Regions from separate parts of the Homo sapiens genome. Here all the other regions are linked to region 4. Evidence: chromatin loops called from intact Hi-C (ENCODE). Cell type or tissue: endothelial cell of umbilical vein. All regions are shown on one strand. Region 1 has its middle 7.3 kb from the start of EIF1B. Region 2 overlaps MYRIP (myosin VIIA and Rab interacting protein). Region 3 has its middle 140 kb from the start of MYRIP. Region 4 has its middle 75 kb from the start of MOBP.

Region 1 (2,500 bases), 770 kb before region 4:
GGTCATGATGTCTGTGAAAAGAATTATATGAGCTGATGCATGTAGAATTCTCAGAGCAGGACCTACAATATAAGTGTTGAAAAGGAATTAGCTATTTTTATTATTAATGTAAGAGAAGTGAGAAAATGAGGGGCAATGCTTGATAAAAATGTAAAAAGGCCCAAAGGATCTGTTGTTAAAGAGATAGTTTCCTAAGTTATACCTCTTAACACCTCTTGTGGGGATCTCTAACCAGAGGCCCATCTGGTGATGCTGCTGTTGATTCCTGTGGGACCAAATCCCTAGAGCACCATTTCCAGGTTACTACTGAGCTCTCATTAGCCCTCCCCTACCTGTGCAGGTGAGATCTGCCAGATGCTCTGCAAGTGAGTACGTTCCTAATGATTAGTTTTCCAAATGAGTCCTGTTCTGGGTTCTTCAGGTCTACTGGAATGGCATTAAGGAGTTTTAAGGAATCCTGTCGCTGCTTTTCCCAGACTAAAGCCTTTAGGCAACCTCATAAGTGAAAGGCACATTAACTTCTGTATTGGCCTAAGACAGTGGTTTAGATTGAGAGCACTGAATATTTAGGGTGTGTGTATGCAAATTCCAGACTGTGTTTCTCAACAAGCGACAATTTAGGAGTCTTGATTGTTTTCTAGCTTAATCATTCATTCCCTGGAGGCTGTAAACAGAAGTCTCTGTTTACATTTAAATTAAATTCCTTCTAACAGCACCGTGGTAGATAGTAGCTGAGGTGCTTTATATATCCCCAGGGCAAGACCATGAAAACATTGTTGTCTCTCCCAGGTAAAGAAAAATGGCAATTGATTTATATGAATTGTAATAATAAATGTTTGGCTAGATTAATTTCTGGATCACATTTGAGTGATGACAAAATCAAACCTGTCAGCTGGTGCTTTAATGATGACTGCAACTTAAACCTTTATAATGCATGTAAACTGCTAGGAGCCTTCCAGTTGTTTAAGTGGCCACAAGGGGGTGATAAAGGACTGCATACTTACAGAAATCCGTCCCCCTTCAATTTCTTCTGTAATAGCATCATTCACTGGGTACCCTATATTTCGTTTCGACATACTTCATCTACCAAGTGGGCTGTTACTGGTTCCCATTCAGTGTGTCTGGCCACTCATTTACTATTCTTCCTGATGCTAGTATTGGGCTAAGCTTTTCTGCGTTTTTTAACAAGTCAATGGCAGTGATGCACTAAGAGTGGATGTTTATGGGGGTGGGCCTTTTCTTTTTCTTTTTTCTTTTTTTTTTTAACTTTAATTTTGAGACACAGTCTTGCTCTGTCGCCCAGGCTGGGTACAGTGATGTGATCTCGGCTCACTACAACCTCCGCCTCCCTGGTTTAACTGATTCGCTTGCCCCAGCTTCCTGAGTGTGCCACCACACCTGGCTAATTTTTGTATTTTTAATAGAGATGGTGTTTCACCATGGTGGCCAGGCTGGTCTGGAACTCCTGACCTCAGATGATCCACCTGCTTCAGCTTCCCAAAATGCTGGGATTACAGGTGTGAGCCACCGCGCCCAGGTTGGCCTTTTCTTACTTCAAGGAATTATACCTTCTACCAAATCCTTGTCTGGTGATGTCTTCCCCACAAAATTTAGGCTGACATGGATAACCTAGAAAAGAGGATTTAAAATACTCACAATACAAGGAAATGATAAATGTCTGAAGTGATGGATATGCTAATCGCCCTGATTTGATTTTATATTGTGTACATGTATCGCAATATCACTTTGTATCCCACAAACATGTATATTACATGTCAACTAAAATTAAAAGGGAAAAATAAATTTAAAAATAAAAACGCCAGGTGCGGTGACTCACGCTTGTAATCCCAGTACTTTGGGAGGCAGAGGTGGGCGGATCACCTGAGGCTGGGATTCGAGACCAGCCTGACCAACATGGAGAAACCCCGTTTCTACTAAAAATACAAAATTAGCCGGGCGTGGTGGTGCATGCCTGTAATCCCAGCTACACGGGAGGCTGAGGCAGGAGAATCACTTGAACCCAGGAGGTGGAGGTTGTGGTGGGCTGAGATCATGCCATTGCACTCCAGCCTGGGCAACAAGAGTGAAACTCCATCTCAAAAATAAACAAATGAATAAATAAATAAACATTTTTAAAAAGTTCTCTCTCTACTTTCCAGACAGTATGTTGTTCCTTGCCAGTGGACTCGGGATGTGGGGTCTGGGGTCTGGCACCCTGGTAAGAATGGGTAAAGGACACATGGAGACAAACTCTGGGGTTAAAGCTAGCCTCCTTCTGGACCATTCTATAGACCTCAGGCCTTCAAAACCCTCTAGACTAGAACAGGGAGCTGCAGTTGAAGCCTGAGCATGAGGCCTGAGATCAATTAGATTCCCTGTGGGGGCTTTAAGCTTCTTTTGTGCCTTGAACGAATGGTGCCTATCTATATGTCATTGCTTTTTGCATGAAAAATGTCTGTAGGCTGTTCACTAGTTTGAGATGAAGGCACCTAGATCCAGC
Region 2 (2,500 bases), 450 kb before region 4:
GTCAATACTTGGTGGCACGCAATGTTAAGGCAGCAGTGGTCTGGTCTTTCATGGAGCAGAGAAAATTTGTTCAATCTCTCCTCAACCTTCAGAGAGTTGCACTTCTACACTGGAGGAAGTGGTTTTTCCACTGAGTGACAAGCTTATTTTGGAAGGTTATTTAATCTAATATATACTTATAGAGCCCTTAGTGTGCACTATGCACTATTCTAGGAACACAGGCTATATCAGTGAAGAAATGAGACAAAGATCCTTGCTCCAGGGGCACTTGAATTCATTACACTACATAATGAATAAAGTTATACAGCACAGTAGAAAGTGATAAGGGCTACAGAAAAAAGAAGCTATAGAGCAGGATAAGGGGACACCTGGAGTGCTGCTATGTTGGGGAACTGAAATATTGAATAGGGTGGTCAGAGTGAGAAGGTGACATTTGAGCAAATACTTGAAGGTGGTACAGGAAAGAGTATAGCAGGAAGAGGGAACACCTGTGCAAAGGTTATGGAGAGAGAAGCTTGCCTGTTGCGTTAAGATAAACAATAAGAGGACAGGGTGGCTACAGCAAAATGAGCAAAGGGAAAAGTCGTAGGAAGGTAGTAAAATAATTAGAAATGATTGTAATTAAGTAAATGGCAACTATTCCTAGAGAAAGAATCTATGTCCAAATGGACATCAGCACATCACACAAAAACACTTCTGAGTTGGAAGTCACAGCCAAGGCAGGATTAGAATTCAGTTCTCATTTTACCTCTATGAATTCTGAATTTTTCTCTGGAAATGAGAAGTTGGAGTAGAGATCTCTCTACATTTCCATCTGGTTTTAAGCCTCAAGCCTCAAGGGAATAGGAACAGATGCTCTGATGACAACAGGTTGCAGTGTTTTGTCTCTGGAGGACACTAGAAGCTTATCGAGGCAGACACTTAGACCAATTTTCCTTTTTTGACTAAACAAGTATTTTATTTATTTATTTTATTATACTTTAAGTTCTGGGTTACACATACAGAATGTGCAGTTTTGTTACATAGGTATACATGTGCCCTGGTGGTTTGTTGCACCCATCAACCTGTCACTTACATTAGGTATTTCTCCTAATGTTATCCCTCCCGTAGCCCCACACTCCCCGACAGGCCCCAGTGTGTGATGTTCCCCTTCCTGTGTCCATGTGTTCTTCGTTCAACTCCCACTTATGAGTGAGAACATGCAGTGTTTGGTTTTCTGATCTTGTGACAGTTTGCTGAGAATGATGGTTTCCAGCTTCATCCATGTTCCTGCAAAGGACATGTTTTCATACAGTTTGCCATGTGCCTGCAAAAACTACCTATTATCCTCAATGAACATGCATTCAGAGTCCACTAGAGGGCAGCCCTGCACTTAGAAACTGAAAAATGTTTACTTGGCAAAGGGAATGTATCCTCTCTTGGGCCACGATGACCAGAACAATCAGAATGAATAACAAGACACTGTGAAAAGCTTTCAATAGGATTTCAGTTTTTCAACACTTCTTTAGTCATGGGCTGTGGCCTAATGTAACAACAATTAGTATCAGCCCTTGAATGTCTGATTTTTAAACTTTTCCAGATACCTAATAGACATTATTTCACTCAAGCCTCAAAATAATTCTATGAGCAGTGAGCTATCTTTATTGTTCAGATAAGAAAACACAGACTCAAAGAGCAGAACAGGGGTGGGGTCAAGATGGCTGACTAGAAGCAGTGGCAATCAGAGGCTCCCCTTGAAAAGAACCATAACAGCATGCGAATCCTGCACCAGCAACTGAGGTATCCAGATTCCAACATCGGAAATGACTAGGTGGCTGCTGTGATCCACAGAGAAGAAGGAAGAGTAGTGTGGTGTGGTGGCTACACAGGGCAGAGGAGTCCACTCCCCCCAGCCAAGGGAGTCAGTGAATGAGCATACTACCCAGCCTGGAAAATGTCCTTTTTCCATGGAACTGTGCAACCCATGGTTTGGAAGATCCAACTCATGAGTCCATTCCACTGGGGTCTAGGGTCCCAACAATGAAGCCATACAGATTCTCAACAGGCACTAAGCTAGAATCTGCTTAAGGCTGCTGAGCTCCTGGGGGAGGGTGATCAGCACCACAGCTGCAGTTGCCTGCTGTCTAAGCCGTTTGGACTCCTTGGGGGACGGGTGACAGCCAACACTGGGACTGATAGCTGCCTAACAAACTAAGCTCTAAGGGCAGGTGAAGGGCAGCAGCCATCTCTATAGCTCCAGGCCAGGCTTTTCCCCTGCTGGAGCTGGGGAGGCTGGACAGCTTGGTCCCAAGAGGTATCCCCCACAGTCCAACACAATGGCTGTGGCAGATTGCGGACAGAGTGCCTCTTCAGGCCTGACCTTGACCCATCAAGGCAGGGCCTCCCTACAGGAACTCCAACAACTTCAGCCAGGGACTCAAGGACAGAACTCTGATCTCCCTGGGCCTGAGCCCTAGCGGGAGGGGTGGCTGCAGTCTCTGCAGACCAGTAGACTTATTCT
Region 3 (2,500 bases), 130 kb before region 4:
CCAAGTGACTTTAGTTGATATCACATAGAAAAGAAGAATTTCTGAGCTTAACTCTGACAAAATTTTTGATCCACAGATAAATGTGCCAAAATAAAGGTAATGTTGTTTTAAACCATTAAGTTTTGGGATAGTATGTTACACAACAATAGATAACTGGAATACTGGGACATCTCTTGATGTTTCCATTATTATCTGGTGATAGTAGCAAATGGACAGTTGTGAAAAAGCACAGTCTAAGTGTCACAACCATGATCTGACAATAGAAAAACAGCTAAGGGTTGAGACTCTTCTGAGATAAAAGTTGAAATAACCCCATCAGACAAGCAACTGAGATCACTCCAAATGCTGTCTGCTAGGAAAGTCTAAACTGAGTGGTAGAGGAGGGGAGTGATGAATAATATAAATCATGACGTCTGGACCACTTGCCACAACAGAAGTGATAACTTGTTTCACTAACCCTCTTGCCTTAAATCTTTCCAGAGATTCCGACTCGCTTCAATCTCAAGGGGACTCTCTGAAGTTTGGACTTCTACTTCCCCTCAAAGGAAGGCAGTGTGGACACCTTTTTCCTCTTGTATTTAAGGGTGGCCAGATATAATGGGAGATTACCAAATATCTGAGAAGGATAAACTATATCAGATGCTTCCTATGTACCACTTCAGAATCCCTTGGCCTCATCTGTCTTCAGGGGAATTAGCCACTTGTTCCAGTTCCTGTTGCCTCTGTAGACATCAACTTTAGGTGGACTTTTAAAACTTCTTGCAGGCAAAAGTCAAGCCACAAAGTCCTAGCTTATGCCCACACTATCACTTGCTGCTTCCTGCCCCAAAACTTTCGTGTTGACACTAAAGCATGAAACATCACAGGCCATGCTCAGTACCAACACATGCCAATTCAAAAGTGCAGAAAATTTATGGCCACTGAGACAAATCTTGGACCGGTGGGAGATAGGAGCCAGTGCATAAATAATTTTTCCTTCATTCTCCAGATACACTATCCTAAAATAGCTTTTATATGGATTATCACAATAAAGGCACATGAGGATGAATAATTTGTCATGTTTAGTGCCAAGCAACGGCCAATTCGGTGATGCTTTATTGTATCATCTCTCTTTTCTTGCCTCACTATGCTTTACGTTCACTACTGCCCCCTGGTGTACTGAAGAAAGAGAACACAAACGTCTGCCTCAGACTGTGCTTTCCAGAAACCCAGGCTAAGACGAGTAAAGAATATATTAACATACTATGTCAAATGGATACACAAAAAATTTTGAGTTAAAACTACAGGTGATGTCAACATGGCAGATCAAAGAATAGACAAGAAGAAAGTGAGAAGGCTGAGGTTTCATCTGGTTCAGATGGGAGATTTGGTATTGATAATCCTCAAAAACTGGTAGAAAAAAACCATGAATATGGGTCTTAATAAATTATAGTAAACCTTAAGAATAATTAAAAATTATATACCTACTTCCCAGAAGAAAGTAATATCTAGCCAATGTAAATGAGGGGAAATTTAAAATTACACTGAAATAAAGTGTAGTAAATTTTTTCAAGAAGTGATTATGTTTATCTTTATGCATGGTCAGGGCTTTCTGGGAAATTTTTACTAAGACCTGGGTTAAAACCTTGGAGTTTAAATGATCATTAAGTGGAGATTTACAACCTGGGAGGTATGTGTTATATTTCAGAAAGGCAATGAAACTCAGGAGCATGAAGATATCACAGGGGTTGTAATTCAGAGATACTTGTCTTATCTTCCCCCTGAAAACATTTACTTACCTTCCAAATAGTAAAAACTCTTTGGATACATTTTCTTTTCCTCCCAACTTTGGAGGATGCTTTCCTTTATTTACATTTGAGATCAATTCCTTCTCAGAGAGAAGAGGGAAAAGCTGTCTCTCTCCTATATAAACCCAAGATTTATATTTTGTGGGTTCTTTACTTATATACAGATCCCAGTATGTAGAGAATGACATCTAACTCTTACCACATCACCCTGAGGGGAAGAATCTGGGAAAAAATGAAATTGAGGTGGTTACAGCTGTGAATAAGTAATAACCTGTCTTTGCTAGAGAAAGCACATATCTCCCTGTCAGGATAATATAAATACATATAAAATATTGAAAACTTATCAATAACATGTATAAATTAAGATAGCAACAATAAGTTCTAATATAACAGCGTAGTAACAATAATTATAATACATATAAAAGGTGAAACCTAATAGTCACCTAAGTATAATTTAATGTAAATAAAACACAGTTTTGCTACATATTTTTCTTTTTCTTTCTTTCTTATTATTTTTTTTTGAGATGGAGTCTTGCTCTGTCGCCCAGGTTGGAGTGCAGTGGCACGATATCCGTTCACTGCAACCTCCAGCTCCCTGGTTCAAGCGATTCTCTTCCCTCAGCCTCCGGAGCAGCTGGGATTTCAGGCACCCGCCACCACGCCCAGCTAATTTTTGTATTTTTAGTAGAGATGTGGTTTCACCATGTTGGCCA
Region 4 (2,500 bases):
AAGCCTTGAAGTGAAACGCCTGACTAGCCCCTTCCCCTGGATATGATGTATTTTCAGAGTGATTGTCCAGAGGCAAAACTACAAAACTGTTTTAATTCAAATTAACAAGTATAATGTAATGGATAGTGCCGTTTTGCTAAAATTGAAAGCTTGGTGTTGATTTAATAATACAAAGATGAATTTGCTGGGGTTTTGCTTTGTTTTGGTTTTTTACTTGTTGACCTACCTTATTTTTATTTTTAAGCATGCTGAGTCATTGCTATTTTTTTCATTTAACAATGATCCATTATTACGATGAACAAATCAATAAAACTGTACAGTCAGAAATAATGAGAATGTATTGAAAAATCTTCACAGCTACTGCTGCTAAACTGTTTGGAGTTGATAGCACACAAACAGGATCTGCACAAGCCTTTTACTTTCCATTGGTATATTTCTGCCTGCTGTGATCCAGGTCTTTCGAGTTCAGCTTGTCCATCATTTAGGTGAGGGCTCAATCTACTACCTCTTTTCTCTTTCCAAACCACCACAGCGTGGCTTATTCGGCACACTATATTGTCATGCAGCTTTCATTTGCACGTGCGAATTACTAGTTATGCATTATTGTTCTGTTCCCTTCTCAAGCCCAGGAAATGAAAGCACCAAGTACATTCTTCCACTGCAGTAATTTTCATTACGTCAAATCAGAACCTCAGTTTGCAAAATGACTTGTTTCTAAAACCTTATTCTGTAACAATGCTTTCAGTTGCATGTTATCCCTGCTGAAGAGAAAATTTGTCTTTATGAGTACAATGGTAATGATAAGTCAACTGTTGTCATTTTGACAACACCAACCTAATGTCAGCCAGAAAGACTTAGCAACACATTAAAACTTCAATGCTGTCACTTCAAGACAGGGATCACTTGGTACCAATATAACTGTCAACACAAATGCCAGCACAGCCCTGAAACCTCATGGCAGGTGCTGGTTTTGAGTATATTATCCACATGACTGAGAATATGGTTAAAATAATCCTTTTCGGACCATCAGCTTTTGAGAATGTAACATTCTCAAGATGGTTGCCTTTGAAAAAAGAAAATTAAAAAATTTTTAAATTCTCCTAGAATTCTCCAGTCCCTAGGAAATGTCCGCGGGCTCCAATGTGATAAATTCTAATCTCTGTTACCTTCATTGTTCTGGAGAGGAAATAGACTAGGAGAGAGAGCAAGCAATTGACTCAAGGGCATGAAGCCACTTTCGTGGCGTGGCTGAAATGCACACCCCTGCCTTTTGCCTTCCACCAGCTTTGTCTCTGTATCATTCAGCTCTTGTATTCCACGAAGCACATTTGGTTTCTACTGAGTTCAGATATACAAAATGGTGTTGTTAAAGGATACTTCATACTTTTTGGTTTAAAGAAAATAATTTCTGTGTCTCTATTAAAACACGGACACTTGGCATTCCAAGTAAACATTGTCAATTCACAGAGGTTAATTTTGTTTTTAAACTGCAACCAGAGCTCCCTCTAATGGCTGTTTATTTTGACAGCAAATCCTTAGGGAAATAAAATAACCGTTGTTCATTTAAAACTAGAAAGGGCTATTTTTTTATTGTTTTTACTGCTTCATGGGTCATTATTGATCTTTACAAGTGGACCATTTGTATCTCACTCAGTCTATAGTTTCTAGAAAAATCATAGTATTCCCACCTCTGAAAAATCACATCAGTAGAAGTGAAAATAAAACTTAATTGATGTGGTTAATTTTACATGTGAACTTGACTGGGTCATGGGGTGCCCAGAAATTTGGTGAAACATTTTTCTGGGTGTTTTTATGAGGAAGTTTCTGGATGAGATTAGCATTTGAGTCTATAGACTGAGCAGAGCAGATTGTCCTAATGTGGATGGGCCTCATTTCATCAGTTGAAGGCCAAACTAGAACAAAAGAGTTGACGATCCTGAAAACAAGAGAGAACTCGTCCAGCCTGACTGCCTTGAACTAAGACATCAGCTACCTTTTAACTGGAACTGAAACATCGTCTTTTTTGGGGTCTCAAGACTACTGGCTTTTGGACCAGAACTGACACCATCAACTCTTCCGGTTCTCAGGCCTTCAGATTCCGACTAGAACTACACCATTGGCTTTCCTGGGTCTCTAGCTTGCCAAATGCAGATCTTGAAACTTCACATTCAAAATCATATGAACCAATTCCTTTTAATAAATCTCTCTCTCTCTCTCTCCACACACACACACACACACACACACACACACATATGCACACGTCCAATTGGTTCTGTTTCTCTGGAGACCCCTAACTAATACACTTGCTTTCAAGGAGTTTAAAGAAAACATAAATTTTTTTTAATGTTTAGATCCTGCTATTACAGTCAGTAAGAGTATACGGTAGTTCGTGCAGCTTCAGTCTATCTACCATTATGGATGGTTTCAACTAATTAGTTGTCAAGTCACCCTGACAGTGAAGAACAAAAAAAATTTAGATCTTTGATCACTGATCTTAAAA

The links. Hi-C counts contacts between places; a loop is a spot of excess contacts. Peaks named below come from ENCODE experiments on the same cell type or tissue, not always from the same donor. Only the 100,000 strongest peaks of a DNase experiment are listed, where the experiment ranks them.
Region 1: it touches region 4 in a loop (11-fold over the local background); 17 of 110 quality-filtered maps call a loop at or near these places.
Region 2: a loop joins it to region 4, with 18 times the contacts of the local background. A loop is called at or near these places in 9 of 110 quality-filtered maps.
Region 3: it touches region 4 in a loop (11-fold over the local background); 3 of 110 quality-filtered maps call a loop at or near these places.

The regions. Positions count from the first base shown.
Region 1 is chr3:40,315,731-40,318,230 of GRCh38, reverse strand. No RefSeq gene overlaps it. Among named protein-coding and RNA genes, the nearest start is that of EIF1B, 7.3 kb to the right of the region's middle. In endothelial cell of umbilical vein, a CTCF peak has its summit at 975 (motif pointing right); a DNase peak (open chromatin) is centred at 980.
Region 2 is chr3:39,989,621-39,992,120 of GRCh38, reverse strand. The region is part of intron 2 of MYRIP (myosin VIIA and Rab interacting protein); the gene reads right to left. Among named protein-coding and RNA genes, the nearest start is that of MYRIP, 180 kb to the right of the region's middle. In endothelial cell of umbilical vein, a CTCF peak has its summit at 1,366 (motif pointing right); a DNase peak (open chromatin) is centred at 1,380.
Region 3 is chr3:39,667,265-39,669,764 of GRCh38, reverse strand. No RefSeq gene overlaps it. Among named protein-coding and RNA genes, the nearest start is that of MYRIP, 140 kb to the left of the region's middle. In endothelial cell of umbilical vein, a CTCF peak has its summit at 1,171 (motif pointing left); a DNase peak (open chromatin) is centred at 1,164.
Region 4 is chr3:39,541,012-39,543,511 of GRCh38, reverse strand. No RefSeq gene overlaps it. Among named protein-coding and RNA genes, the nearest start is that of MOBP, 75 kb to the right of the region's middle. In endothelial cell of umbilical vein, a CTCF peak has its summit at 1,499 (motif pointing left); a DNase peak (open chromatin) is centred at 1,311; H3K27ac peaks cover 309 bases.